2 separate regions of the Homo sapiens genome follow, and region 2 is linked to region 1. A link is a loop called in an ENCODE intact Hi-C map of the cell type or tissue named here. Cell type or tissue: mammary epithelial cell. All regions are shown on one strand. Each heading gives the region's core, and the rest is flanking DNA. Links, peaks and the distances in the headings are about the cores only.

Evidence for each region. A loop is a pair of places that touch in the nucleus more often than their neighbours do. Peaks named below come from ENCODE experiments on the same cell type or tissue, not always from the same donor. Only the 100,000 strongest peaks of a DNase experiment are listed, where the experiment ranks them.
Region 2: it touches region 1 in a loop (12-fold over the local background); 2 of 110 quality-filtered maps call a loop at or near these places.

Annotation. Positions count from the first base shown.
Region 1 is chr3:65,138,226-65,154,369 of GRCh38, reverse strand. No RefSeq gene overlaps it. Among named protein-coding and RNA genes, the nearest start is that of LINC02040, 29 kb to the left of the region's middle. RefSeq lists enhancers at 1-640, 7,344-8,103. In mammary epithelial cell, for the core only: no CTCF peak of the experiment used is centred there; DNase peaks (open chromatin) are centred at 7,989 and 9,219; H3K27ac peaks cover 3,610 bases.
Region 2 is chr3:64,968,795-64,984,938 of GRCh38, reverse strand. The region is part of intron 4 of ADAMTS9-AS2 (ADAMTS9 antisense RNA 2); the gene reads right to left. It overlaps LOC105377124 (a long non-coding RNA gene), which reads left to right and starts at 8,691. Exons shown (of 3, transcript XR_007095948.1): 1 at 8,691-8,836. In mammary epithelial cell, for the core only: no CTCF peak of the experiment used is centred there; DNase peaks (open chromatin) are centred at 6,978, 7,438 and 9,588; H3K27ac peaks cover 4,373 bases.

The DNA.
Region 1 (16,144 bases), core at 2,994-10,993:
TTCTAAAAGTGCCCAGGGAACAATCCCATCCCCAAACATTAACAGATGTCATTCTCTTGTCCTGGATTGACCCGGGGCCCTTACCCATGGTTCACTTGTGATTTAACCAGCGTGGATTAAGTTATCTTTCCCTTCAGGGCAGGACAAGCAGAGAGAAGTTTCATTTTGGCTTATTTTGTTTTGTTTTTACCCCCTCTGAGCCATTCCATGGCTTATGTTGGGTGCATTGAACAGTTGCTGGACCCGGAGAATCCCTTGTTCTCAGATGCCAAGAGTTAAATGGATTCAGTGCATTGTCCAGGGGGCGTTATGAAAGGTGCTAACAGATGCGGATTTCAGCTTTGTCATTAAAATGCTTCTCAAACGCCACCTGATGTCCCTGGGTTAGAGGTTTTCTTTCAGCCTTTTCTCATTACATTTTAGCTCTGTTTTGTGAACTAAACCTTTGAAGAAACTTGAGAGCTATTTTGGAAACCCAAGAATTAGAAAACATGAAATGTCTATAGCTCTGAAATATGCATGTGACCTTATTCCCCATGCCTGTGGTGCAGGGAAGGCAAAAGCAGATGCTAAGTGTTTTTCTGTGCTCTGAAAATATCATATTCCTTAAAAAATTTGCCATTAATTATATTATAATGATCTGTACACAATAGTTTCCACTGCGGTCTTTGTAGAAAATCCTTAAAATTGGGTGCTAAAAAGATTCATACCATGTTTGGATCATAATAATGTGTGGAACTTTTGAATGCTTTTATTTTTCCTAAAGGTGTACATAATAAATCTAATAATAAGCACCCAAATGCTCTTTCTTCTTTTTTTTGAGACGGAGTCTCGCTCTGTCGCCCAGGCTGGAGTGCAGTGGCGTGATCTCGGCTCACTGCAAGCTCCGCCTCCCGGGTTCACGCCATTCTCCTGCCTCAGCCTCCCGAGTAGTTGGGACTACAGGCACATGCCACCACGCCCGGCTAATTTTTTGTATTTTGTTTAGTAGAGATGGGGTTTCACCATGTTAGCCAGGATGGTCTCGATCTCCTGACCTTGTGATCCGCCTGCCTCAGCCTCCCAAATTTCTTTCTTCTTATAGTTACCTGTAGTAAAGACAAAGACTAAATGCCAGTATCAGGCTCAGGATTTACATTATTAGGAGTGGTTTGGGACCCATCTAACTGCAAGTAAAATAGAAATCTTTTAATTCAGCTGATTTCATTTCACTTCAGCTCTAGTGGCACAATCGAGTTTTGCTGGGGTCTGATTCAATTAGGATTGTAAGCAATTTCTGGCTATTCACAGCAGAAAAGCAGTGTCATGTGCATCTCTGAGGATGCCCTTTACACAAATAATCCCGCTTTCACCAATTAGGAAATGACCTATTATAGGCCTGAAATATCAAGGATATGTCTAGTATTTGTTGGCCAAGCATCCCATCTCCTTTCCTTGGAGAACCACCCATTTCCCACTCCCACCCTCCTCACTACCCTAAGCCCTAGATGGGGATAATTCTATTTTGAGGGTCCAGGGGTGCGTTCAAGACTCAGGCCAAGCCAATTCAGGATCAATTTTCCCTGATTGCAGTGATTTGGTTCAGGGATGGGCACCTGTATTAAATTAGGCCCATCAAGAGCTTTCCGAGGAGTTTTGCTGGAATTATCAGACAAGAGTTCCACTTGTCTTCAGACTGAGATTTTAAGAAACTTTTCTATTCAGAATTGTAAGTGGCCACTTTTGGCACCAAATGGAGAGAACCCACCATCAAAATTAAGAAATCCAGAGGAGAGAGGAGCCAAGGAAAGGTGAGAGAGTTATTTCGAGGAACTGACTTTAGCCTTCCCTATTATATGAGCCAATAAGTCCTCCTTTCGTTGTTGTTTTGGCTCTAGAAGTTGGAATCCAAACTAATATACAGAACTACCTTGGAGATCCTTGGCAGGCTGACTGGAGTGTGACCTCCTGTAGATGTGACACGGTCCTGGGAGGTGAGGCGGGGGTTTCCACAAAGACATGACCTGCTCTGGCTGTCATTCCATTTTTTTGACTTGAATACCCTAATTTTAGGCAGTTGTGTTTTTGTTTGTTTGTTTTCGTTTTTGCCCATTTTTGGGGGGTGGAGGAAGCCAGAATGAATGCAGGACAGGTACATGAGTTCTCATCCTTGCTCTGCACTAACCCGTGACCTTGTGCAAATCCTTTCCAGTGCCACAGCCACTGGCTTCCCCTCTGTGGATTGCAGTTTCTTTGATGTTGAACCTATGTTGGTAAAGTTTAAACTCTTCTGAGGCACCCTCGCATTTCTGGGAGGAATTCACCTTAGGAAATAGAGATCAAGTCATCCCAATTCCGGCTCTTTACCACATTTCCCTCCCTGTTCAACCTGCAAGTAATCTTTTACCTATTTTATGTTTAAGATTGCACTTGAAAAAGAAAAAAAAGTCCCTTTTTAAAAAATGTTTGAAAACCACTGAAGAGGTCTCTAACCTTCCTTTCAGCTTGCTTCGCTGACGTCATCAAGATACTAATCTCTGAGAACGTTATGTTGAAGGAGTCAGAGCCTGGTCTGCACATGAGCTGGGCTAAGCCTCCTTATAGATCCTCAGGCCCTATTGATACAATGAGCCAAAGGCATTATGTTGCCCTTTTCCCTTTTTAAATGGTGGGTTTGCTTTCTCGATAATTCTAAGGATATTTAAATCCGTGACCTTCTTTCCCAAAAGGACCTATTTGATAAATAGTGTATTGTATTTATTTCTTATTAAGATGAATGGTTTACACAATTTAAAAATTATATAAATAGTACTTGCTCATTATAGAGATTTTTAAAAATCAGAAATTAAGAAAAAAAAATCCATAGTCTCATTATCCAAAGACAAGCCAGTCTTCTGCTGAAGTCTCCCTGATAGCTTTCCACTGCCTTTGGGAGCAAATTTCCTTGCCTGGGTCTGACCCGGCATAGTTATAACCCTTGCCCATTCCCCTTTTGCAGTTAATGTCTTCTCTGACTTCTTTTAGTCCACTGAAAGGGCTCACTTGCTTTTACCACTAGACCTCTGTGTCTCCTGTTACCACCTTCTCCATCTTGCTGGTTCCTCCTTGAGTTGCAGATCTCAGCTGAGATGGCTCTACCTCTGGGAAAACTTTTTTTCCCAACAGGGGCTCTGATAGACACTTGCTCTCAAAATATCTTCTCTTTTCCTGAGCATTTACCACAAGTTGGTATTGTTACTGGTTTATTTACCTATGTCTCCTCTGTAGCTCCATGATAAGAAAAACTAGTTGAATTGTTTTCCCCATTATTACTGCCAGTGCTTAGTCCTCATCTGATACAGTTACTCTGTGTAGATTGGCTCAATGAATCAGTGTTGTTTAACCACTGAATTGTTCAGTATATTTCTTTTGTCTTATTTTCCTTATTATTTTTAAACATAGTTTGTGCCAACTGTTGAAGTGTTGGTTGTGCTCTGGATGTTCTGTTAAACAATTCGTGCAGCATGTGAGAGCCTTCTCTCCTTCTCAATTGTTGTCTCTTCCATGCTAAGGCATTAATATTATTTATGTGCCCCCTTCTCTGTGCCAGACACTGTGCTGGGTGCTTGTCCATACACGAGCTCTGGTGTATCATCTAGGGCAATGCAGAACAGGGAGACTTTATCGTTCTCATCTCTACACTAGAAATTGGAGCCTGTTAGAAGTTAAGTAACTTACCCAAGGACACCCAACTGTCGAGCGTCTATATTGAGATCTGAACTGGGATTCAGATGTTTCTGAATTAAAGGTATCACTTTACCTCTTGTCTTTTTTTCATTCAGGTTGCTATAACAACATACCATCAACTGGGTGGCTTATAACCAATGGAAATTTATTTTTCATAGTTCTGGAGACTAGAACGTCCAAGATCAAGACACTTGCAGATTTGGTGTCTCATGCCGGCTTTCTGGTTTCTAGATAGTTCCTTCTTGCTGTGTCCTCACGTGGTGGAAGGGGCAAGGTGACTCTCTGGAGTTTCTTTTATAAGAACACTAATCCCATTCATGATAGTAGAGCCCTTTTAACATATTTTGGGGAGACATAACATTTAAAATGTAACACCCCTTTGTTTCTTGGCCTGTGAACTCAGGCCAATCTAAAAGGAAGTTTTGTTGGTCTCTATTGAAGTTTTCACTGGGCCGCAAAGTAAAGAACTTTAAAAAAGTAACATCTTCTCCTAATTCAATCTGCTAACCAGAGGGTAAAGTGACATAGTACAAATGCAATCATAGGTAAAAGATTAACCTATTTTAATATGGAAGGTCTTTTGTTGTTGCTGCTTTGGAGGAGTTGACTTAGCCCATCTGGGAATGAGGTACCTTCCTGATATGCCAAGTAAATACTTCCTCTCACTGGCAAGAGGTAGAAATGAAAGAATTCTATTTTAAAGATCAAGTCTTCCCTGTCCTCAAGGAAGTGACAACCAAATTTTTGCTTGACACATTTGGATTCTGTTTTAAATGAGGCACTGAAGGTTTCTAGTAGGCCAAAAAAGAAAACAGGATTAGGGGGTGGTGGATAGTAGAACGGTAGTCTGTGTGTGTGTGTTGGGAGAGGTGGCAGAGAAGCACAAAGAAAGGAAACTAAAGCCTGTCGCTCTGGGAAGAAGGGATTCGAGGTGACTAGGCTCTGCTTAGAAGGTGCCTGGTGAAGTGCCCTGAGAAGAAGCACTGGGTCGAGAATTTATCAATACACTTATACAAATTTAGAAAATAAGCATGAACTCTGCAAGAGCTCCGCCCAATTGACAATCCAATTTTCACACCAGGGTTCTCTAATTACTCTTAGCAATGACTATCTCGCACGAACAACACGTGGGCCCAAGCCACAAGGCCTTTTTCTACCCTCATCTGAGGACATGGAGGAAGGTACGTGTACCTTCCCGCATTGTTACCAAGCTACTATAGATTTGAAGGGGCCCTTTGAAGCGGGATGGAGGTGAGCACTTTCTATGTGTGGAATGGGGCTGAGCACTGGGGAGGTATGTCTCTGTATTAGTCAGGGTTCCCCAGAAAGACAGAGCCAATAGGATATATATATATAGATAGATAGTTATAGATATAGATATAGATATAGATATAGATATCTATATATATCTATATCTATATCTATATCTATAACTATATATATATATATAGAGAGAGAGAGAGATGGGGAGATGGGGATATAAGTAGAGAGGTAGGGAGATAAGTAGGTAGAGAGGTAGGGAGATAAGTAGGTAGAGAGGTAGGGAGATAAGTAGGTAGACAGGTAGGGAGATAAGTAGGTAGAGAGGCAGGGAGATAGGTAGGGAAAGAAATATACATAGATGAGTGTGGATTTATTAGGTGAATTGGCTCATGCAATTATAGAGGCTGAGATATTCCATGACAGGTCATCTGCAAGCTGGAGACCCTGGAATGGTAGCAGATTGGCTCAGTCTAAGTCCAAAGGCCTTAGAACTAGGGAAGCTGATGGTGTAACTCTCAGCCAAGGCCAGAGGCCTGAGAACCCAGTGGGCTGCTGGTGTAAGTCCTGGAGTCCAAAGGCTGGGGAGCCTGAAGTTGTTATCCAGGGACGGAAGAGGAGGACTATATCCCTGGCCAGCAGACAGATCGACACATTTGCCTTTTCTCTGTTTTTGTTCTCTCCAGGCACCCAGTAGATTGGATGGCACCTGCCCACACTGAAAGCTATCTGGGATTGTACGCATTAGTTCCCCACTTACCTGCTGTTTCAACCTGCAGATTTATATCATAGTGACTGGCACAGTGCCTAGAGCTTCATTTAATTTATTGAATGGATTAATAAATTTGTGCATGTATGCATGCATAAAAAGCAAAAAGTTATTCATCTATGGATACCATGATGAAACTGAGAAGCTTAGAATACTGTAGCGTGAAGGGTTATTATCTCTTATCTGAGAAGTACCCTAAATATTAATACAACACTGAGAACCAACATAGTGAACTGCCTCTCAATCCCTAGCAGTAAGGAGGGTGTTCCGTGTAACTGAGCCAAGTCAGTTCTCTTGGTCAGGCAATGCACAGGGAGAGCCTGTCCTAGGTGGCCTCTGCAAGAGTGACAGACTCACTTCTCACTGCTGGGACATTCCATGTACTGCTTCAATCCCCTATTTGAGTTTAAACTTAGGCAACCTTAGACAGTATCTAGCCTGGCCTCCCATTTAAAGAATGAATATATGGGGAGTGAGGTGATGTTACCAGTCTCCTAGCTAGAACCAAAATCCCTTTATCTTGCCTTTTCAGAATCCTTTCTCTATGACTTCTCCTTTCCTCTAAATCAGACTCATATGTTTCAATGCTTTATGGGAACCTAGTAGGAAACATGCATAAGAGAAGCTGTCATATATATGACAATAGGGAGTAGTGGTGAGTATGACAAACTACAGCACATGCCCCATCTAAAGGACAGACCTACATTTCAGCTCTAAGTGTTGCATAAGGGAGGACGTGTGCAGTGTGGACAAACCTGTTCCTTTTAGAAAAGTCTAAAATCTGAATATTTATGTGAAAAATTTCAACTTTTACATTTTGGCAGCAAAGTTTTAAAAAACTTTAAAATACCATATGGGCAGAATAGAACATGTATTCAAGACCTGCCAATGGGCTTTCACTGGTGACTTCTGTTCTATACCTTCCACTGAACTTGACCACAGAGCAAGGATATACAGGTATAAGTGCTGTGTCAAGCCATCAGATAGTAGTGACCCTCTCTTTACCAATGTCTGAAGGTAACCTTCTTTTAAAACATATATATTTGTGTGAATTTAAAGTTCTCACTCTTGTGCTACTGTCAGTCTCTTTGCACTTTGTTGAGTTGTATTTAGGGTATGTAGGCTACTCTTAAATTTAAGGTATTTAGGGTATTCCTCAGAAAAAGATGCAGTCACATTTATGTCCCTTAGCAAGCTGCAGAGTTAGTGGTCAGGAACACAATCTCTGGAAACTTTCTGCCTGGGTATGTGAACTTAGGCAAATTACTCAATCTCTCCATGCCTTTGTTTCTTTATGTGTGAAACGAAGTTAATAACAGTAGTGCCTACTTTGTAGTGTTGTCACAAGGAGAAGCTAAGCTATACATAAATTGCATTAGAATAGTGCCAGGTAGTACCTAGGAAGCACACAGTGATTTTTGCTGTTACTTGGATTAGTTTGTTAGTATTGCTAGTGAATTGTTCTTTTCCTTGAATCTATCCACGGATTGTGTCCTTCATGTGGATAATAGCTGAACAGATGTATGTACTGCTTTTTACAACATGTAGGCAGATAGGGGCTGAGAATAGTTAAACATAATCCCCTGGTCTTTTCATTTGGATATCCTCTTTTGGGGATCAGGAAGCCATCAGGCTGTGGAGACCTTGGCAAAATAGAAGGAATAGAATTGGGGTGGGGTTGAGAACCTGCTGAGGTGGCTTCTGAAGTTCTGAGATAGGGCTCAGGATGGTTTTAAACTGGGATCTCTTTTAAGCTAGACTACTTCTGACCTTATCACTAATATGCCATTAAAACCAGCAACCTCTGTTGCTCTGATTGGCTATTGGGCTATTCAATGTTCTTAGAATTTCTACCAAGTTTTAATATCCTTGGTGTCACTTTCTAATACTTCAGCTTTTTATTAACTTAAACTACATTATTGAATTTAGTAATTATCTTGGTCATTATCTTGCAATACACATATGTCATCTTAAAGCATATGTTTTCTAGCTGATGGAACAGGCTGGAACCTCTCATGCGGGTGGAAAAACAAACCCTTTCTATATAGACAGGGAGGTGTCCAGCAACAAATCATGTAGTTTCTTGTTTGTTTCTCAGCAATGCAAATTGCAGGCGTATGATAGCTGTCATGCAACATAATGGTGGGAGGACAAGTTCAGGATCTGATTTCATAAACATTTCAAAGAGTTGTACTGTGTGTCTCCTGACCTGCATCATTCCTTTAACTTGAGGCCACCTTGCCATGTGCAGAAACCCTCTCAGGAAATGAGATGAGTACATCTCTGCAGGTGGCAGGCAGGTGTAATAGGAAAGGAATGTGGAGACTTAACGTTGAGTTTCTGTGATGTGGAAATCACTGCAGTTTCTCTTTGAGCTGTCGGAGAGGCAATGGTGGATTTGTAATGAGAGAGCTCCTCCTCTTTAAGAAGGGTTCTCTTTCATTATTCTTTTTTCTTGTTCTTCTTTTCCTTTTTAGGGAGAGAACTCTATAGAGGGTGGTGTCAGAAATTTGCTGGGGCCTGTTCTCCAGACCCGCCCACCTCCCAGACAGACATTTATGAGACAGAAAGAAGATGATCTAGAGAGTCTAGTTGATGTACAAATGATGGAAGGGATGTGATCATTTCCTGGAGTAGAGGAAATCTTGATAGGAGGACTGTGACAGATACCCACAGCTGATCTCCACTGCCTGTTCTTAGAAACTCATTTAGTGGTGGGCTGTGCAAGATAAGGCTGTCCATGCTGACCCTTTCGGGTTTACTTCCAATGTCATCTATGTCTTATCACTCTTGTTTCTTGGTCAGGCCTTTCTCTTGCCATAAAAGGCTTAGGGGGACCTAAACTCCATTTATCTACAATTCTGCTTATTAGCATCATGAGTTTATTGCCCTCTTATGCCTGGAGTTAAATGGGTTTTTTGAACTCTCTTCTAAAAGTCAAGTCATCCTTCTGAATCTCATCTCTGATTAGTAGAACATAAACTTTATTTCTCTATTTTGATTTTCTTTTTCTTGAACCATGACTTCCCCCTTTTGATTGGAACAGAAATGACTTGATTATATTCTTTCCCCCTCCAGAAATTGTATCAAAATGAGAGACATCGTGGGCTGTTTCTTGAGCTGTTCCTTGCATAATGTCTTCTTGATAGGCCAATTACAGTGAACAAAACATTTTAGATGACATCTAACTGGAAACTTGTAAACTACATTGTCACTTTGATTTCTGTTCTATCACTTACTATTGTATTTTTCCCTATTTTAGCTATAATCTTCCATGTGGTTTTTAATTCAGCCCAGGTTCTGAAACTTAAAAATGTGTTTGTGTGGCCAATATGTTACACCAGAATGGTCTCTTTTTATTCACAGTAAATGTGGGGCTTGGTTTATATGTGTTTGTACCAATTCTTGTTCCTAAAACTCAAAGCCCTTTGCATTTTTGTGGATATTACTAAAGAAGTTATTCATACACTGGTATTGCCATGATTAATACACACTCCATTTTGTGGCTTATTGCATCTCTGACTGTAGATGAAAAATTCTTGGTAGTTATGCATTCTATTTGAAGTTGTGATAAGAACTGACTTTTATGTTTACTCCTGATAAAGGGATTTTTTAAGATGTCTACTTACTGATGCAGCATTGGAAATCCTTTATAAGCTGAAAGGAAAATAACATCCCCTTGGCATCTTGGCTCCCATGTCTGGAAAGTCTCTACCTAAGGCCTTCAAGCAGCAAGTGTGGCAACATTGCCATCCAATAGAACTTTCTGCAATCCTGGAAATGTTCTATTCATAGCTAGTAGCCACATGTGGCTATTAAAATTTGGCTAGTGTGCCTGAAAAGTTTTTATTTCATTTTATTTCATTAATTTGAATTTAAATACTCACATGTATCTAATAGCTATCTTATTGGACTAGGTATAATCAGGAACAGGAAAAAGTTGATTATTGAGGCTTCTATTAAGTTTGTAAACTTTTCCCTTTTTCTCTCTTGTGTTTAACTTTGCCCTGAAAAATTAGTAATAGTTATAAAATTTTTGAGTCCTTATTATGTGCTATCTGTGCTACATGTTTTAATATGCACTATTTCATGTAATCTTCATTTCAGACTACAAGGGAGCTACTACTTCATTGTTGTTAAAATGGAGACAAAGAGAAAGGAAGTAACTTGCCCAAGGTTACACAGGGAGTTGGAGTTACAGCCTGAGGCCAAGAGACCCCATATGGGTGCTTTTATCTCTCTACCAGTGCCTCAGTCTGTTTGGGCTGGCATCACAAATTACCACCAGCTAGGTCATTTATAAACAATAGGAATTTATTCTCATAGTTCTGGAGCCCGGGAGGTCCAAGATCAAGGCGCCAGCAGGTTCAGTGTGTGGTGAAGGTTTGCATTTTCCTTTCAAGATGGCGCCTTGTTGTGTCCTCACCTGTTGGAAGGGACAAACAGACTCCCTCAAGCCTCTTTTATAAGGGCACCAATCCCATTACATGAGGGTTAGGATGTCCTTTTTGGGGGAGTGGCGTATGCAATTCAACCCACAATAGGAGCCTGTTTTTTTCTGTTAGGAATGGAACTTTCTTGCATTCTGAGAATGCAGAAATCTTGGGTAATTTTACATTGAGATTTTCTGGAAGAAGAGTAGTATAATGGAAAGAGTACCACATTGGAAATCAGGAGGGCTGGATTTGAATCATGAGGGTGTTTTAGTCCCTCCATTCCTTGGTTTTCCCATCTGTGAAATGGGGATAACAACGGCAGTAGACTGGTCTTGCCTCTTTTTCTGGCAGGCCTTGCTAAGTGAGTGATGAATGGAGGCTGCGGCCAGCACAAAGCCATTTCCTCCACAGGCTGAGCCTGCCAGTAATGCCTATGGCTCTTTCTCCCATATCTCTTGTCCCCACAGCAGGTCTCAGGGCACAGCCCTTCTTGAAAGTTCAGGAGAAGATGGGAAGGTGGTGGCAGAATTCAGCATGACATCGTATACCCATTGTTTTTAAGACTCCCAAGGATATGCTGGTATTTTATGATGGGTACTACCGGTAGGAAGGAAGTGGCAGGGGTGGTGGCACCCCCATGTAGCATGATGCTGGAGAGGAGGCTGAGCAGCTGAATGCCCCTTTCTGGGTCCAGCTCTGCAGTCACCAGCTATGTGGACGAGGTGGACTCACCTCTTCTCGGAGTCCCAATCGTTTCCTCTGTTGCCAAAGCAGAATTAGATTCTGTGTTCCCTTGGCTCTTTTCTGCCCTTCCTAACTTTCTCTTGAGGGATGCAGAATTAAGCCAAAGACCAGTGAGGCCTTTAAAAGGTTTTGCTTATTTGTTTAGCCCACACTCATTTTCACCTTTCTCAGACTTAGGTTTGCTTTGGAAGCATGGAAGTAAAGTTTAACCTCAGATGAGCAGCTTAACACGGGTACCTCCTCAGAAGTTAGGGAGTTAGATGTGGATCAAAGCTGCTCACCTTCCCAGTGTCCACAGGCTTGAAAGCTCAAATACACCCTACCACTGATATCGAGAAAGTCTGGCAGTAATTCTTCTAAATATCTCTTACTCCGTGGTCTTGCAATGAGTGGCAGTGTGTGTCCTTCCTTCTGTCCTCTGTGCCGTAGTCTTCCAGTAGGGCTCCTGGGCTTATTGACTCAGGTCTTGTGCTGTTCTTTTTCCTGTGTGAGGTTTATCAAATAGGAAAACACAGGAGGTAATCAGGCAAGTAAAGATGAAATTAGGACTGCATCCATTCTTGTCTCCAGATTAGCTGTGTCCCAAATTATACACAGAGATGGAATCCTGACTTTTATAAAATTTATCTGGTATTAGGAAGACAGAAACAAAAGAAGATGCCACCATTGTAAACAATAGCTAGCTATCATGCTGTGAGCAGACTTGCTCAGGTTGTTGGAAGGTGATTACTTGCTTCTATTATTATAAGTTGGCTTTTCAAGAAACTGCTTTGTTTAGTAGTATGCAGTGATTTGAGGAATGTGTTTTGTAAGTGATTCTCTTTTAAGTGGACATCTCAACTCATGATGCAGCTGTTCTTCTAAATAGTTTGCTATTGTCAATAGTGCTGCAGTGAACATATGCATACATGCATCTCTGTAATAGAATGATTTATGTTCCTTTGGGTATATACACCCAGTAATGGGATTGCTGGGTCAAATGGTATTTCTGGTTCTAGATCTCAGAGGAATTGCTACACTGTCTTCCACAATGGTTGAACTCATAAATGGGAGCTGAGTAGTGAGAACACACAGACACAGGGAGGGGAACAACACACACTGGGGCCTGTTGGCAGTTGGGGTGGAGGGAGGGAGAGCATTAGGAAAAACAGCTAATGCATGCTGGGCTCAATACCTAGGTGGTGCATTGATAGGTGCAGCAAACCACCATGGCACCCATTTACCTGTGTAACAAACCTGCATATCCTGCACATGTACCCCAGAACTTCAAAATTACAATTAAAAAAATTGCTTATGGTATATACTAGCTTTGCTCCTTCTTAGAATTCTGAAGGGAAAATTTATCTTCCAATTATGAATATGCCAATTTTCTAAAAATGTACAATAACTTCACAGAGGAGCTTAATGAGTGTTTAATATTCAGCACTGGATTAGATTACATTTCCATGGGAATAACAGAAAAATCCCCAAATAGCAGAGGGTTAAAGAAGATAGAAGTGAATTTCTTTCATACATTTAAGAAGCTAGAGGCAGTCGACCCAGGGATGGCATGGTCTATGGCATAAGAGAACAAGATTTCTTCTATCTTACTTATCTTGTCACATGTGTTTTTCTTTCCCATATATGTCATGGTCTAGGATGGCGGCTTACCTCCAGCCTTTACATCTACATTCTAACCAGCAGTAAAGAGCAAGGAGTGGCAAAGGGTACTCTCCCGTCCTCTAAGTGAACTTCCTAAAAGTTAAGTGGCCGGGTGCGGTGGCTCACGCCTATAATCTCAGCACTTTGGGGGGCTGAGGCAGACGGATCACGAGGTCAGGGGTTCGAGATCAGCCTGGCCAATATGGTGACACCCCGTCGCTACTACAAATACAAAAGTTAGCCGGGCGTGGTGGTGTGCACCTGTAATCCTAGCTACTCGGGAGGCTGAGGCAGAAGAATCGCTTGAACCCAGGAGGTGGAGGTTGCAGTGAGCCAAGAGCATGCCACTGCACTCCAGCCTGGGCAACAGAGCAAGACTCCATCTCTTCAATTATATGCTCATTCATATCATTATCTGATGACCTTCTTTTTTCTCCACTAGACTATAAGTTTCTTGAATGTAGAGATTATGCCTGTGTTTTCACTGCCAAACCTACTGTGGCTACCAGTGCTCAGCATGTGATGAACACTTAATAATATATGTAAAAAGAATGAATGAATGTAAAAAGAATGAATGAATGTATCAGTAGGCTGCTATTAGCTCCATAGTAACTTCAGTCTCCATATTAATGACAATAATTTTTCTTTTACTAATTAGTTTGTTTACAGGTTGTCTTTGTTCATTTTCTGCTGCCATGACAGAATACCACAGACTGAGTAATTTATAAATAATAGAACTTTATTTGGCTCACAGTTCTGGATGCTGGGAAGTCCAAGAGCACAGTGCTGGCATCTGGGTCATCTCATGGTGGAAGATGGAAGGACAAATCAGCACACCAGACAGAGAAAGAAAATCAGGTTGATTCTTTTATCAGGAGCCCAATCCTGAGACAGTTAACCCACCTGAGTGATAAAGACATCAATCCATTCAGGAGGGCAGAGTTGATAATGGAAACAGGAGAATCCTTCTGTTTCTACCTGTACAAACGGCTTTACACTCCATGTGTGAGTTTTCTCATTTAGAGATGTGGATAGTAGGGGAACCTGTCTTTGAGATACGTATTGGTTTGGATAGGCCATGCTGCACTAACAAATCTTCCCAAAATACAGGTGCTCAATACCACAAAAGTTTATTTCTCATCAACACAAAATCTGCTGTGAGCCAGGTGACTCCCCAGGGCAACTACTACCCATTCACTGACTTACCAGTGATCTAGGTCACCTCAAACTTGTGACATGCATTAAAGCCACTTTACTGCAGTGCTTTAAGGAAAGCAAGAGAGAGCTTGGGAGAAGGGGGATCATTATTCGCCCCCCATCTCTTAAGTGCTTCAGATAGCAAGGGACAGATGTCACAGCCACTCACAGCCCACTGGTCAGAACTAGTCACATGGCCTTACCTGATGGCAAGAGGGCAAGACCATGTGCGAGAGCACACACGAGTAGGAAATGAATCAGCCATGGCGTAACTGTCACAATTCAATATTTGACGATGATGATGACATTCTGAGAGATGTTTCCTTGAGAGCAGAAGTTTTATTTCTCCTTATCCCTCACCCCTTCCTCCCTCTCCACAAACAAACAGGTAGTAATCAGCACATGATTAATACCCTCTAAATGTCTGCTGAATAATAGAACACAAGGGGGAAAAAACAGCCGCATTCAATAAATGATAGCTTCAATGATGAGGAGGATGATGGCATTCCAATGAAGGAGCAATAAATTGCAGCTAAATACACCAGGAAGTTTTTGTGGTGATATTGAATGTATTTGAGCTGGCTATGTAGGTCAAATAGGATTTCAAGGGGCATGTGGCGAATCAAAAAAGAGGACTAATATGAACGATGTTCCCAAAGCATCAAGTGTCATGTGTGAAGGGAGGTGATTGCATGTGGCCAGGCCAGGAGAAAGGGATAGAGGCAGACATGAGCATTCTCATGAGGGGAGCATCTCAAGTATTAATCTGCTTTAAAAAAAGGGTTGACTTCAACTAGACTGATGGTGCAGCCCATTTATCACCAGGTTCCTGTCCCTATCCGGCTCTCCCTTTTTGCTCCTTCTACTTTCAATGTGCCAGATCCCTAAGAAAGGAAGGAGCTCACATTTTTGACAGACTCTGATATTTAGTGAACAAAGAAAGCCTTTCCCAGTCTCCTGACCTACCCTATAATTTGTATATACTTTGTGATAAAAATATGGAAAATGGGCTTTGAAACAAAAATATCACCTTTGTATTTTTTTTCCTGACACTTTCATCTAATCTCCCTGTTACTCTCCAGTAGCTGTCAGGGTTGGGTTAGCTCAATGTGGGCCTCCATCTCTCTCATCTATTTAAGAAAGAGAGGTTGGAGAGGAGACCTTTGATTTGTCTTTTCATCTGCTGTTTTTCACGTTTTCAGAGAGTGAAAACATGTCATTGGCCTTTATTCCCCTTTTCTGAGTAAAATATCCTTTCTATTTCTATGGAAACCCTCTGGAAGTGCTACCATTATTTTGGTAGAAGCCACTGATTCTTTATGCTGTAGGAATTGTTTCTCCCTGCTGTAAAAGTGAGGTATTTTTCACTGGATAGGGCCAGATTCTCTTAAAGTGTGTTCTATATTTCTTCTAAATGTATGTTTTTCATGATATCCCAAGAAGGGGGCAAAGATGCTAAATTTATCGTGGAACTTAAGGTGAAGGATGGTTTTCAAGACATCCCAGCTTAGAAGGTGAGGCTCCAAGTTGAGTTTGAGGGAACCTGGGGAAATAATAGCATTCCTAGGTTGAATGTGGTAGCTAACAATATCACACGTTTCTGAGAGTGATTAGGAGCTAAAAATGAAGGCTCTTGTGGAGTGGAATGGTACATTAATCAAGGAAATTGGAATCCTCATGCTTTCTTTATGCATACTGGAATAAATTAAGGTAAAAACTAATTCATCATGGCCATTCCACGATGCAGGCACCTTGCCTGGAAAATGAAAATTGAGGGAATGGAATTGCATTGGGGGGAAGGCACGTTACACTCGACCCAACTGAATTAATGAGTGCTTGGCAGGGGTCTGGCAGGCAAGTGAGTTATCAGCTTGTTGGTATCACTCTAGTAGTCTGGGAATTTAAGATAATGGGAAAAGAGAGGGAGGACTGGGGCATAACAGGCTAAGAGAAAGCAGACTATCAGATGCCCATGGGAGCAGAGAGCTTAGATGTCATTAAAAAAATGACCTGGCTAGCAACAAAGATTGATGTGAAGAGAAGAAAGAAAAGGGAAGGACCTTTTGAAAGTGCTTTTGGCTTGATCAGGAGGTAATTTATTTACTGTTTAACATGGCAAGAAATGCAAAATGAGATTCCTGGGTTGGAAAGGGGGTTTCATATTTGGCCATCAGTCAGGGGCTTAAAATAGAGTCTCCTGAACCTGTAGGCCAAACAGGTATGGCAGTTTAGCAGTCTGTGCCTCAGGATTAGCCTACAGCAGTGTTGGAGGATGGCAAATATCTGGTGATTGTCATGGCACATGGATTTAGAGATACAATGTAGAAGATGTGAAACCAAGTCAAAATATAATGCCAAAAATGTAAGGAGGAAGGTCTCTGGGCCAGACAGT
Region 2 (16,144 bases), core at 3,304-11,303, 170 kb after region 1:
TTGCCTTCTTTATAGCTTCATATTTATACCTAAAACCTTTTTAAAAATTATCATTTTGTTTGTAGTATTGTTAGTTCTACAAGGACAAGACTTGTGAATTTCTAATTTCTAGTCCCAAATTAGTACATAGCAGATGACTATTGAGTAACTGTTGAGTGAGTGAATGTATGAGTGAGTGAATGAGTGAGTGAGTGAGTGAATGAATGTATGAGTGAGTGAATGAATAAATGGTCCCCTGACACAGGAGAGGGGACCAAGAAAGGAAGAAGGAGGACTGGTGAGCATGTGTCTTACAGGACTAAATTTCTAGTGCTTCCAAATCTAGTCTACTGGGCAATGGCTCTCAACCTCATTTACACATTAGAATCATCTAGGGACCTTGAAATAAAGTGCTGATACCTGGATCCTACTCCCAAGATTCCAGTGGGTCTCTTGCACTTTCTCACTTAAGTGAATTCTGAGGCTCTAAATCTAGACCACCAAGCAATACTAATCACTGAAGACATCCCCAAAACACTTGGTCTAAAAAGAAAGATCCAGACTACTGCTTTTTATGTTAAATATCAAAGTTCCAATGACCGGTGGGAACTTTTTGGTTTATAAGAAAAGATATACGGAACTTTTGTTAGAGGACAAACATAGGAATGGTAAATGAGACAAATTGAGAATTTTCCACATTAGCATCTGCCTTGGTCATTGAACATTAAAATAGAATAGGGAGAGTAACTTAACAGTCCTCCTGGGAACAGGAGTGGGTTTTGACATTTTGAAGGTCACATCTCTGTCCCCAAGGGAAGCACAGAGGAAAAGGGAATCAGGTTCATTCCCTAAGCCCATCTCTTGGCTTGTATGGGAAAGGTACCAATGGCATTGATGGAGCCTGTGGAGCACCATGCTGATTGAGAAAAATATTAAAGCAGCGAAACTCTCTTTTCAAAGGGAATCAAACTGTAATCCCAATTTCTAAAACTGATCAAAGAGGAGCAGTTCTGTTTGAAATAGAGTTTGTAGCCTGGAGGCCAGCTCAGTCCAGGCTGCGTCACACAATCCCTATCCCCAGGTGGCCCTGTAAGACTGAAGCCTAAGGCTCTGCCAAATGTAATTTGAAAAACACTGTTCCAGACCATGCTTTCAAGAGGAGCAGTTGTACATTTCTCCTGGTTCGGAAAGCCTCCCATCAGAAAAGCTAAACTAATGACTAATAGATAAGGGGTAGTGTGGTTTCTTTGGTATCAGTGTTGATCATGGTATTGAGATTAACCAGGTTGGACCCTTTCTAAGGACATTTCAGTGTACATAAGCATCGTTCCCATAGAGTGTCCCCAGCATCCCTGGGCACATACATTATCAACTTAGCATCCATACAGAAAGAAAGTAAAATGTAGATTCTGATTCAGTGGATCTGGGACAGGGCCCCAGCTCTCCATTTCTGATAAGGTCCCTTGTGCTGCCATTGCTTTGAATACTAGGGTTTCAAACCAGAATTGGTGCATCGGAATCTCTTGCGAGACTTATTAAAAATGCAGATTTTTGGCCCCATCCCAGAGCTTCTGGATCCAGCTCTCTGGTTATGGGTCTGGAGGTTTTTGTTTTTAACAGGCTCCCAGGTTTTTCTGATATTCACTATATTTGACAGCTATACTCTAGCATGTGTTTACTTACATAGCTTACTCTTGAAGAACCCAGGAAGAGAGTCTGAGACTCAACAACTGGCAGTGCTGGAGGGGGGTTTGGAGATCATCTAGCTTACCCTCGTTGATTAGAAAATGGAGGTCCCAAAGGGCAAACAATTCTGCCAAGTGTCTGTCACCAACTGGCTTTACAGCAAGCAGATACCAGAATGAAAGCATCTGACTTTCTAATCCTCAGTTTCCCCTAGAACACAATTGGCCTGCGTTTGTGATTGCTTCTCTATCTGTGCTGCTTATGAGGCCAGAGACCTTGTTTTCTGCTGTATTCCCAAAGTCCAGCACAGTCCCAGGCACAGGGAAGGCACTAAGTAAATATTACTGTTGTGTCCTCCTCCTATGCTTGGGCCTAATCAGTTACTTCCAAAATTTATTATTAAAAGTTCTCAAGTGATAAAAATAAAAATTCTACAGCTCAGGAAAAGCAGGGAAAATTTTTATTTATTTATTTTTTATCTTTTTATTTTTTAAATATCAAAATTTTTTTTATTTTTTAATTTTTTTAAATTTTATTATTATACTTTAAATTTTAGGGTACATGTGCACAATGTGCAGGTTAGTTACATATGTATACATGTGCCGTGCTGGTGTGCTGCACCCATTAACTTGTCATTTAGCATTAGGTATATCTCCTAATGCGATCCCTCCCCCCTCCCCCCACCCCACAACAGTCCCCATAGTGTGATGTTCCCCTTCCTGTGTCCATGTGATCTCATTGTTCAATTCCCACCTATGAGTGAGAACATGCGGTGTTTGGTTTTTTGTCCTTGCGATAGTTTACTGAGAATGATGATTTCCAATTTCATCCATGTCCCTACAAAGGACATGAACTCATCATTTTTTATGGCTGCATAGTATTCCATGGTGTATATGTGCCACATTTTCTTAATCCAGTCTATCATTGTTGGACATTTGGGTTGGTTCCAAGTCTTTGCTATTGTGAATAGTGCCACAGTAAACATACGTGTGCATGTGTCTTTATAGCAGCCTGATTTATAATCCTTTGGGTATATACCCAGTAATGGGATGGCTGGGTCAAATGGTATTTCCAGTTCTAGATCCCTGAGGAATCGCCACACTGACTTCCACAATGTTTGAACTAGTTTACAGTCCCACCAACAGTGTAAAAGTGTTCCTATTTCTCCACATCCTCTCCAGCACCTGTTGTTTCCTGACTTTTTAATGATCGCCATTCTAACTGGTGTGAGATGGTATCTCATTGTGGTTTTGATTTGCATTTCTCTGATGGCCAGTGATGGTGAGCATTTTTTCATGTGTTTTTTGGCTGCACAAATGTCTTCTTTTGAGAAGTGTCTGTTCATGTCCTTTGCCCACTTTTTGATGGGGTTGTTTGTTTTTTTCTTGTAAATTTGTTAGAGTTCATTGTAGATTCTGGATATTAGCGCTTTGTCAGATGAGTAGGTTGCAAAAATTTTCTCCCATTCTGTAGGTTGCCTGTTCACTCTGATGGTAGTTTCTTTTGCTGTGCAGAAGCTCTTTAGTTATTTAGATCCCATTTGTCTGTTTTGGCTTTTGTTGCCATTGCTTTTGGTGTTTTAGACATGAAGTCCTTGCCCATGCCTATGTCCTGAATGGTGTTGCCTAGGTTTTCTTCTAGGGTTTTGATGGTTTTAAGTCTAACATTTAAGTCTTTAATCCATCTTGAATTAATTTTTGTGTAAGATGTGAGGAAGGGATCCAGTTTCAGCTTTCTACATATGGCTAGCCAGTTTTCCCAGCACCATTTATTAAATAGGGAATCCTTTCCCCATTTCTTGTTTTTGTCAGGTTTGTCAAAGATCAGATAGTAGTAGATATGCAGCGTTATTTCTGAGGGCTCTGTTCTGTTCCATTGATCTATATCTCTGTTTTGGTACCAATACCATGCTGTTTTGGTTACTGTAGCCTTGTAGTATAGTTTGAAGTCAGGTAGTGTGATGCCTCCAGCTGTGTTCTTTTGGTTTAGGATTGACTTGGCATTGCTGGCTCTTTTTTGGTTCCATATGAACTTTAAAGTAGTTTTTTCCAATTCTGTGAAGAAAGTCATTGGTAGCTTGATGGGGATGGCATTGAATCTATAAATTACCTTGGGCAGTATGGCCATTTTCATGATATTGATTCTTCCTACCCATGAACATGGAACATTCTTCCATTTGTTTGTATCCTCTTTTATTTCGTTGAGCAGTGGTTTGTAGTTCTCCTTGAAGAGGTCCTTCACATCCCTTGTAAGTTGGATTCCTAGGTATTTTATTCTCTTTGAAGCAATTGTGAATGGGAGTTCACTCATGATTTGGCTCTCTGTTTGTCTGTTATTGGTGTATAAAAATGCTTGTGATTTTTGCACATTGATTTTGTATCCTGAGACTTTGCTGAAGTTGCTTATCAGCTTAAGGAGATTTTGGCCTGAGACGATGGGGTTTTCTAGATATACAATCATGTCATCTGCAAACAGGGACAATTTGACTTCCTCTTTTCCTAATTGAATACCCTTTATTTCCTTTTCCTGCCTAATTGCCCTGGCCAGAACTTCCAACACTATGTTGAATAGGAGTGGTGAGAGAGGGCATCCCTGTCTTGTACCAGTTTACAAAGGGAATGCTTCCAGTTTTTGCCCATTCAGTATGATATTGGCTGTGGGTTTGTCATATATAGCTCTTATTATTTTGAGATACGTCCCATCAATACCTAATTTATTGAGAGTTTTTAGCATGAAGGGCTGTTGAATTTTGTCAAAGGCCTTTTCTGCATCTATTGAGATAATCATGTGGTTTTTGTCTTTGGTTCTGTTTATATGCTGGATTACATTTATTGATTTGCATATATTGAACCAGCCTTGCATCCCAGGGATGAAGCCCACTTGATCATGGTGGATAAGCTTTTTGATGTGCTGCTGGATTCCGTTTGCCAGTATTTTATTGAGGATTTTTGCATCAATGTTCATCAAGGATATTGGTCTAAAATTCTCTTTTTTGGTTGTGTCTCTGCCAGGCTTTGGTATCAGGATGATGCTGGCCTCATAAAATGAGTTAGGGAGGATTCCCTCTTTTTCTATTAATTGGAATAGTTTCAGAAGGAATGGTACCAGTTCCTCCTTGTACCTCTGGTAGAATTCGGCTGTGAATCCATCTGGTCCTGGACTCTTTTTGGTTGGTAAGCTATTGATTATTGCCACAATTTCAGAGCCTGTTATTGGTCTATTCAGAGACTCAACTTCTTCCTGGTTTAGTCTTGGGAGAGTGTATGTGTCGAGGAATTTATCCATTTCTTCTAGATTTTCTAGTTTATTTGCGTAGAGGTGTTTGTAGTATTCTCTGATGGTACTTTGTATTTCTGTGGGATCTGTGGTGATATCCCCTTTATCATTTTTTTTGTGTCTATTTGATTCTTCTCTCTTTTCTTCTTTATTAGTCTTGCTAGCAGTCTATCAGTTTTGTTGATCCTTTCAAAAAACCAGCTCCTGGATTCGTTAATGTTTTGAAGGGTTTTTTGTGTCTCTATTTCCTTCAGCTCTGCTCTGATTTTAGTGATTTCTTGCCTTCTGCTAGCTTTTGAATGTGTTTGCTCTTGCTTTTCTAGTTCTTTTAATTGTGATGTCAGGGTGTCAATTTTGGATCTTTCCTGCTTTCTCTTGTGGGCTTTTAGTGCTATAAATTTCCCTCTACACACTGCTTTGAATGCGTCCCAGAGATTCTGGTATGTTGTGTCTTTGTTCTTGTTGGTTTCAAAGAACATCTTTATTTCTGCCTTCATTTCGTTATGTACCCGTAGTTATTCAGGAGCAGGTTGTTCAGTTTCCATGTAGTTGAGCGGTTTTGAGTGAGTTTCTTAATCCTGAGTTCTAGTTTGATTGCACTGTGGTCTGAGAGACAGTTTGTTATAATTTCTGTTCTTTTACATTTGCTGAGGAGTGCTTTACTTCCAACTGTGTTGTCAGTTTTGGAATAGGTGTGGTGTGGTGCTGAAAAAAATGTATATTCTGTTGATTTGGGGTGGAGAGTTCTGTAGATGTCTATTAGGTCCGCTTGGTGCAGAGCTGAGTTCAATTCCTGAGTATCCTTGTTAACTTTCTGTCTCGCTGATCTGTCTAATGTTGACAGTGGGGTGTTAAAGTCTCCCATTATTATTGTGTGGGAGTCTAAGTCTCTTTGTAGGTCCCTCAGGACTTGCTTTATGAATCTGGGTGCTCCTGTATTGGGTGCATATATATTTAGGATAGTTAGCTCTTCTTGTTGAGTTGATCCCTTTACCATTATGTAATGACCTTTTTTGTCTCTTTTGATCTTTGTTGGTTTAAAGTCTGTTTTATCAGAGACTAGGGTTGCAACCCCAAAGCAGGGAAAATTTTTAAAAATCGTATGGTCCAAAGTAAGAATAGCAAAGTTCTTTTAAGAGTCTGAATATATAATAGTAAGCATTAAGAACATGGTCTATGGGAGGAAGAGGGGATGACTCTAGAATATAACTCTGGCTCCAATATTTGCTAATGTGTAAATTTTGCTCAGCTACTCTGAGTCTTGGTTTTCTCATGTGTAAATTGGAGACATTAGTAGATCCTATGTCATGGGGTTTTATGAATATTTAACTGGTAAATGTAAAATGTTTAACATGGTGCCTCGTACACAGTAAGTGCTTAATCCAGCAATCGTCCTGTTGATCACAAAAGCAAGATAATGGCCAGGTATGGTGGCTTACGCCTGTAATCCCAGCACTTTGAGGGGCTGAGGCAGGCCGATCACCTGAGGTTAGGAGTTCAAGACCAGCCTGGCCAAATGGTGAAACCCTGTCTCTACTGAAAATACAAAAATTAGCCAGGTGTGGTAGTGGGCACCTGTAATCCCAGCTACTTGGTAGGCTGAGGCTGTAGAATCACTTGAACCTAGGAGGCAGAGGTTGCAGTGAGCCGAGATTGTGCCTCTACACTCCAGCCTGGGCAACTGAGCGAGACTCCATCTCCAAAATAATAATAATAATAATAATAATAATAATAATAATAGTAATAATAATAATGATTCCATCAGTTATACCAGAAGCTAAAGTATTATGCTCCCCTTGCCAATTGCCTACTCTTAAGAACTGAAGATAGATCATCTCTGAAGACAAATGTGGCTTGGCACTGCTTCCTACGAGTACCTTTCTAAGGCATAGCATGTCACCTCTACAGGGTCAAGTAGCTACTGAGATGCTGAGGAACCAAGTTACTGAGCTGAGTCACTCCTAAGTGGCCAAGATGGCAGGAGGGCTGAATTCTCCACCTGGGACTCTTTGCAGGGTCCAAACATTGACTAGCTCGCTTAGAGGTGGGGCAAGGGCTCCTTGAGCAATGTGTTTCATTCTTTAGCCAGACAGTATGAGCAAGATATTTTTAGCCCAATTACCAAATGCAGAAATGTGAGTTTGAAATGCATGCCTCAGGAGTTCACTCAGGTAACGAGACTGTGTGATTATGACTCTCAGGACGTGTGTTTCCTTCACATGTCCCGGATTTTCAGAATAGTTCTGATTTTCGAACATTCTGTTCTACCCTTCTATTAGTAAAATTCTGTTTGGGCAGATATCCTAATTCTATAGGGAAGTGGTTGGGAAAATATGGTCACTGTAGACCAAGATAGAGATCCTATTAAAGACTTGGTGGTTGAGGAAAAAGTGCCACATACTATAAATAGGTATGTCTTCCCCTTTACCTCACTGATGAGTCAGAAGTGACAGAAACTAACTCCAACTGGGTTTGGCAAAAAGGGAATTTACCAGCCTTGTGACGGAAAAGTCCAGGGGATGCATGGCTGGCTGGATACAGATTCCCGAACAATGATCCAACCGACCTGCCTCTCTTCACCTCTTCACTCCTTCCTCTGCATTGGTTTCATTCTCAAGCAGATTCCTTTTGGGATGTCCCCAGCAGCCCTGGGGGCATATCCTGCCAGCTTAAGCTTCCACAGAGAATGAAAGTGACTTTCTAAATTACTTCAGCAAAAGCTGAAAAAATTCCCTCTGGCTGGACCTGGGTCATTTGTCCCTCCCACCCCCACCAGTCCAGGGAACAGTTTCTGCAACACCTTAAACACATAACCTAGAAGATTCCTCAAAGGGCAGCAAGGTTTCTCTACCAAAACAGGGACAGCATGAACACTGGGTAGGGAAATGTAATAAATGTTCTTTCATCCTCTCCCTCTGAGTTGGGATTCTGCTTCCCACTATTTCTTTATGCTTAGTTGTCCTAGAATACAGTTCCTTCACATACCATTGTCATCTACCTGCAAGAGATCTGCCTCTTGCCCACAAATGGTATTCATTTGACCTCCCTTTAATTTCTCTGTCTTTGCCACAGGAACCTCAGTGAGGGTTGGTTCTGCCTGTTGACTCTTTCACCCCTTGTGTAAGATGTTCTTTTGCACCTGCTCCTTTTCGCCTTACCAGTATACATAAAAGTTTGTTACTAAACCCCCACAATCCTCTTCTAACAGTGGAAGGAAGGAAGATGTCTGTAGCTGCAGCCAGCTGGGAAGAGCTGCTTTTAGGATTTCACAGGGGAAGAAATAGACACAATTTTGCTACCATATGCAGTATCTGCGGCAAACTACAGAATGGGCCTACAGTTCCTCTTAGCTCACCAGAGCAAGTGCTCCCCAGTGATCTGCCTGGATGCAACTTGCAAATTGTATTGAGAGAGCTAATTAGATCTGAGCTTGCAAACGAGAGCTCTGCTACCCTTGTGTGGAACAATTTGCTTTATTAAATGAGAGGTGATGTGTGTATGTTGTATACTTAGCACGTTAAGATTCACAGTTACACAGATGGCGGAAGAACTCCAAGGTTGCCCAGGGCTTAACATGTAGCTGAATGTCAAAAGGTTTCAACAGGGTTTCAGAGAGCAAAACAGGGATATTTTTGTAAGATATACTTTTCTACCCAGCATAGCACATCAGAGCTTCCTGTGGGATGGATTAAAAAGAGCTAACCTTTATGGACTACTTGTTGTGTCAGATACTAGGCAGAACCCACTCACTTCTCTAAAGCCCTTATAGGGAAGGTACTATTATTATTCCTGTTTTTCAATTAAGGATACTGAGGCACTGTGAGGTTCACTGAAAGCTGGACTGTGAGGAAGATTCGGGCCGTCGGACTCCAGACCCCAAGCTCTAACATACTATGTAGGTCTGATACGATGATCATCTCTAGAGATGATCCATGGTTACCTACCAGTTTTTTTAATTTAATTTTTATTAAATATTTATTGTATGCCTTCTTTAAGATAGATATTAGATGTGTTCAATGGTCTGAAAATTTTTGAGAGGTAAGTCCCAGGTAGCACTTGAGATAAAAAGCAATAACTAAAGTCTATTGAATACTTACCAAGTATCATGCTTGTGGTAAGCACTTTACAGGTTTTCATTCTCTCATGCATTTAATCCTCCTACAATCTTTCTTAGATACGCTCCCCGTTTTAGAATAAGGAAACCAAGGCTCAGAGAGGAGAGAAAACTTGCTAAAGGCGCCCAGTAAGTAAGTGACAGAGCGGGGAGTTGAACCCAAGTATTTTGGCACCATAGCCTTTGCTTTTGACTTCTCTTTCACTCCACACCACACCACACCAACCACATCCTACTGGCCACTGGCAAGGACCAATGATGCCTTGTAGAAACCAATCAGTTTTCCACTCAGTATTCCTCAGTCATCATACAAGAGTATTTTTCCTTTTTTTTTTTTTTTTTTTTTAGTAAGCCGTCACCTAGCAAAGCTTGAAGTGGTAGGTGGTAGGTATTTCATTTTTAAATTCAGTTGCAAAAGGAAAATTTTTTGAAGAATGAGAATTTTATCGCTGAGGAAAGTGACAGAATGCTACACTATCAGTTCATTTAACAAATTTCCTAAGAGGTTGCCAGTGCCAGGCTCTGTGCCAGATGTTGGGATGCATGTTAAGACACAGGCAGTACCACAAGAATGAATACAGTTTGGTGTTGAGTTTTAAAGCAGAGGGAGGGCCAAGGTGCCTTAGGGTCCTGTTCTGAGCTACCCACAACAGCCAGCAAACTGGGTCACCTGCAGCAGGTAATGGAAGGCTTGTTATCTTGTCAAAGGGATCACATTTTTCAAAGTTGCATGCTTAGACTAAGAATAACCCTGGTTGCAAAATTTTAAAAATATAGCCTATCAGAGATTTAAACAAGTAATAGGTTAACTAGGCAGTCGACAGCATTCGTTCATTGCTCCACAATATCACCAGGTCCCTTCCATCCTGTCTACTCTAAATTCAGCTGTTGGTTTTTCCTAGTGATGTGTTTTACCTTATTATCTCAAGATGGGTGCCGTAGCTCCAAACAACATCAAGGTAGGAAATGGGCAACAGAGTGGTATTGAAAAAGATCTTTTCCTATAGAGGCATTCTCCTTTTTATTAACAAAGAAAAAAGCTTTTTGCATCCCAGAAGACTGCCTTCCCATCTCATTGGCCAGAACTAAGTCACACAGCGATGCTTACCTGCAAAGGAGGATGGGAAAGAAGCAAGTGTCCAGCTTTTTTCCAGTCTCTTTTGTGCAGATTGGACAAGGAAGATAGACATGGCTGAGTTATTTAACCAATAGTTTCTGCCACAGTGTGAAAGAATGTGATATATCTGAAACATCTTTAACCACATAATTACAAGTTCTGTGACCACAAAAACATTTAATTGGTCAGTTTATTGGAGTCAATAATGTAGAAGTGGGTCACACGTTGAAGGCTGGGAAATTCTTGCATTGTTGCTCGTGAGTTTTGAAGACTCTCACCAGGGACATTAATGGACGGAATATTGGGAGCTTAGCTCTTCCTGCTGGAGTTGTAAAAGGGCAGAACCGTTTTTCATAACCTAAGACCGAACAGCATCTTCCAAAATTAGCTTCGGACTGGGCAGCAATTTCAGCTAAACTCCATGCAGCTTTTAAAGCTTTGTATTAATTATAGCTTGGGTACTGTGGATAGCGCTGACTTTGTAATTTGTGAAGCTCAGTGCAAAATAAAAATATGGAATCTCTTGTTTAAAAATTATTAAGTATTTAAAGATAGCAAAAGCAAAGTACTAAACTAAACACGGGACCCTGTGCAACTGTAGAGATTGCACATCCACGAAGTTGGGCTGGCAGAGGGCAGCTGGTTCACAGGTGAAGTCTTGACTTGCAGGAATGATAAATTGAAGGGCCTGGTTACAAGTGTGGGGTCTGCTCCTCAAAAGTATGGCATGGTGATTAATAGTTGACGCTTTCCAACAAGCCCACTCTGTATTCTAATTTTGCTACTTAATTGTGCCATGATTTTAGAAACTTGTTTAGTCTTTCGAAAATTGTATTTCCTGGCTGGGTGCAATGGCTCATACCTATAGTTCCAGCACTGTGGAGGCCAAGGCAGGGGGGATCACTTGAGGCCAGGAGTTTCAGAGCAGCCGAGGCAACATAGTGAGATCACAGGTCTACAAAAAAATTTAAAAATTAGCCAGGTGTGGTGGCATACACCTGTAGTTCTTAGCTACTCAGGGGGCTTAGGTGGGAGGATCACTTGAACCCAGGAGTCTGAGCCTGCAGTGAGCTATGATTATGCCACTGCACTCCAGCCCGGGTGACAGACCAAGACCCTGTCTCTTAAAAAAGATTCCATTTCCTCTCTTAAAAAATGGAGTCTTAAAAGATTCCATTGCCTCTTAAAAAAGATTCCAATTCCTCATGGAATTCACCACGGAATGCTTTCTTTGTGTTACAACCCATGGTGCTAGTGTTCTTAGGAACACACTTTGGGAAAGTGTGGTGTTAACACACAAGCAGGGAGTTTATGTCTTAGGAGCTATTTTCTTCAGTCTAGAGTAGACTGGAAGAGTTGATCTAGTTCTTTGCTGTTTGGGTTTTCTTTTTCCTTCTAATCTGTGGTGTAATTTATAAGAAAAGTCTTAGAGAGGCATCAAAATGAAATCTCATTTGATTTTGCACATAAGGAGCTACTTTTTTTGAAAAGAGTAAACTTGAGGAAGTTTGGGGAAATCAAAGACGCAGTCACTCCACCAGTGCACTGATAATATATCTGTATGAAAAATGAAGTTCCTAGACATCAGCTGGGTGTTGCTATGCGTTTAAATGCTTCTTATAGAGTGACATTTAGATAACTGCCTAAAAATTTCACTTTCAAAGTATGATGCTATAAGACTCATCCTAAGATTGAAAGTCCTTTGTGGTTAAAAAAAAAAAAAAAATCACTGCTTTTCTGTGGCTAGCACACACTGAGTAATCAAATGGAGAACTTCATGGAATAAATACAGTGGTTGACTTCTGCTAAAAACATTTTGAAAAGAGGAAATGGAGCCTTTCTACTCTTTGACATACAAAGCACATTGCTGTCTAATGGATTCCACAGCAAAAGCAAAATCCAAACAAAGCAGCATCTTTTTTCTCTAACCTACATGCAATGTAAGTGAGATTCCAAGTATGCAAATGGTGGGAGGAAAGAAATGCATTTTCACTACCCCAGTTATTACATATGGTTGAGAATATGAATAGTAATTGCCCCTGAATTGGAGGATTAACGTGCACTACTTTTTTTCTTCTTTTTAAATATTCGAGTCAGTCTGATTTTTATTTACTATTTCTTTGATTCTTTTTCTGTAAAAAGTAGTATTGCCATTAGAGTAAAAAATATAAGCTCCCTCTATCCAGGCCAGTTGTCTCTTTCTAGATGTCAGTAAGACTGTCTCGTGTCTGTCATAAGCTCAGTTTTTAAAGTAAGCCATGACTTCATTTATTCTTTTAGTCCAAGTGTGAGTAAAATTGGTGACATTTTACAGCAATTTCTGCAAAGCGGGCACTCCAGAACCCCAGTTTTGAATTCTGAGTCTACAGACCTGGACACCCACCCTCCCCCAACACCATCCTTTTGACCGAGCCCTTACTATGAGTTAGTGTATAAGTCTAACTCCCCCACTTCACCGTTAGACAGGTACCTTGTCTTACTTGTCTTTGTGTCCCCCTCCACTCCTCCCCAGGACCTGAGCCAGTGCTCCATCCCAAGTAGACATGAGATGTTTGTTGACTACTTCACTGCTTCTGTAGGGACTGTTCAGGGCACTGTTGAAAGAGTAGGGAAAATGGCTTTAGTGCCACATGTGAGAAAGGAGGCTTGGTTCAATCAGCTGGAACGAAGTAAAGTGGGAGGATAAAGGATGTTTGAAGAACTAGGGGGGAGAGGACACTAGGGAAAAAAATGCAGAGGAGAATTCTGTGATCAGTCTTTGGAGTTCGATTTATCAAGACTGTCAACCTCAAGGCATTTACAGTGATACCATCTCAAAAATCTTAGATTGCACTATCTACTATAGTTGTCAGTAGCCACAATATGGCAATTTAAATAATTAAAACTAAACAAAACAAAAAATTCATTTTCTGAGTCATACTAGCTGCATCCCAAGTGCTCAGTAGCCATGTGTGTCTAGTGACTGCTGTATAGGACAGCACAGATGTAGAACATTTCCATCATCTCAGAAAGCTCTGCTGAACAGCACTGTTCTTAGGGATGATAACATCTCCATTTTGTTTTACCCTTTGTTTATTTATTCTACAAATATTAACTGAGTACCCACTTTGTTCCTGTCACTGCACTGAGAAGCAGCTGAAATGCTTACAAGCATAGACCCTGGAGCAACCTGGGTTAGCAGCTCGCTCACTGAGTGATGCTGGGCCGGGTCACCCATCCTCCCAGTGCTCTAGTTTAATCAGCTGTAAAATGAAGATAATAAAAGTATCTACCTCATAGGATTGTTGTGAAGATTAAATGAGTGTGTGCTTTTGCATGAATGTGCACATGAGTGTATATGTATATAAATGTATACACATGTGTATATGTGTATGCATATTTTTGTGTAAATATGTGTATGCATATACATATATATTCATATATATTTTAGAACATTTCTTGAAAATACTTACTGCTTGGTAAGTGGGAGCTCTTACTATTTGTAAGTGTTTATTTCAGGGTTCTTAACAAAACAACTATGAGGTTCTTGCTGTCCTGGAGTTTACCATCTAGTAGGAACAGCAGAGAATAAATCATTAAACAAATAATAATTACAAACCATGTCAAGAATTGTAAAGGAAATGAATGGGCTGAAACAACAGAGAACAACAAAGGAGAAGCCACCTAGAAAGCATCTTAGAGGGGGTGACATTTAAGCTAAAACAAGAAGAGAAGAGGAGGAATGCCAGCATGCAAAGGGAGAAGGAGGAGACTGTTCCACGCAAAGGAAAGCACGCTAGCAAAGAGGACCATGTGACTATAATACACAGGTCAAGGGAGGGCCTTCAGATGAGATTGGAAGGAGAGGTAAAGAGCAGCCAGTTCCTACAGGGCTGAAGCCAGGGTTAAAGCATATGTCTAGGGGAAATATACATACAGTGATCACTCGGAGGGTAGTGTGAGGCACAGATTGGAGGGGCAGTGAGAGTGAAAGCAGACAGCCCATTAAAAGGCTATTTTAATAGATCAAGTGAAGGGGAATGATTCAGAGTCAGTAGTCATGGAACTGGAGAGAAATGAGCAGTTTCTAGGCATATTTGAGAGACAGACCCAATGAAACTTTCTAATGGATTACATGTGGTTGACAAGAGGGAGGTATTAAGGCTGATGCTCAGGCTCTGAGTTGATGAACTGGGTAGATGGCGGTTTCATTTACTGAGATAAAGAAGGCCTGAAGAGAACATTTATGAGGAAAAAAAACCAAAACTACTTGATGACAAGTTGTCTGCTGGATATGGAAGTCTGGTGTCCAGGTGAAAGGCTAGGTTAGAGGCAGGCACATGCGCATCATGAGCTCATAGATGACATTTAAAAGATAGGACAGAAAACCAACTTCTGGCATGATGGAAGGGGGAGACCAGCAGACTTTCTCCCCCATAAAGCAACCATTTACTTAAAGAAAATTACGGTTTAAAAAATCATTTAAAGCTTCTGGAAATTGTCCTACAATAATTGGAGAAATATACACTCAAGTATATTTACTAAATCTCAATAAGAACAGTGATAGTCTGTGACATTTGAGACATGACACTTCTCTGCCAGGTCCATCTTATGGAATCATCTGGGAAGGAGTGGACTGCTAACGTTTTCTATCCTCCCCTACAAGCCCCATGTTGCAGAAGCTCTATTCAGAGAGGACTAGTGCTCCTTCCACCTAGCCCCCACTTTAAGGACAGCAGTTATAGTTCAGACGTGGCAGGCCAAGAATTTTGCACTCCAATCATTCTTGATCAGCTTGCTGGTAGGACAAGAGTCCCATATTAGAAGGGTCAATCTAGAAAAACCACGGGCCACTATCATTTCCTAATGTCTGCTCATAGAGTAGTTTCGTCACTCTAGCAGTAGGCTTCTCTTCCCACCCTGAGCTCTTCGGCAGTGGCATAGAGCTTTAGCCGAGGGGGAAAAGCAGGTTGCTGTAGCTCTGCCTGAGGAGACTGACTTCATTTGGAGCACAGCATGGAGAATTTCATTTCTAGAGTGTTGTCAAAAACAAGGGAAATCTTGGTAGAGAGAAATTAAGAGGGTGCTCATAGCTCCATAATACAAGCACAACAACAGAGCAATTAGAGGTTTACTAGACTGGATCATGGGAAGAAACAACCAAGAAGAGTCCTCCTGGGAGCACAGTCAGCCTTGGGGGTTGGAAAGGCTGTACATGAGTGATTGGTTGTACCTACTTGGGAGCATCAGAACAGGAAATGAAGCAAATCTGAAAACTTTCCCATGCTGCACACAGATCCATCACAAAAAAAATGCAAGCTGGCACTGGCACTATGGATTAAAGATAACCTCCAACTAAACACTGGCTGAACAGTAACCTACTCTAAACCTGAAGCAACTCCTAAGAGCTATGCTTAAAAATAAAACCACATGTATCCCTAACAATCTGGAAGATTGTGTGTATGCTCAAAGCTGCACCATCCTAGGAGTGAATTGGGGGGGTGGGCGGCGGGGGGGATAAAAAGCGACTAGTTCCTGGGTAGACAGGGAGCAAAAGTGTAAACTTCTTCACCTGTCAGAGCAGCCTCCAAGTTACTTATACGTCTAGTGGTAAAGGGAAAAAATTTAATTGCCAAGGGGGTAACTTTTGATCAATAAGTGGCTTACATGCCAATTCATGAATGATCCTAAATCACTCAGCAAAAAGTTTTAAAAAAAGTAAATAACATGAGGAAGGACATCAAAGGCTGCACACTAGAGGGAAAAATACTTCATAGGGTTAGTTAACTAAATCATTAAACAAATAAATCAATGACATGGAAAACAGCAGCAATATCAACCCCTTAGGTGCAGAGGGGTAGGGGATGGACAGGAACTAGAATCAATATCCAGAGTTGCTACAATATATTATCTAATATGTCCAATTGTCAACAAAAAATGTATAAGACATTTAATGAAGGAGAAAAATGTGACTCATGTTAAAAGAAAAAAAG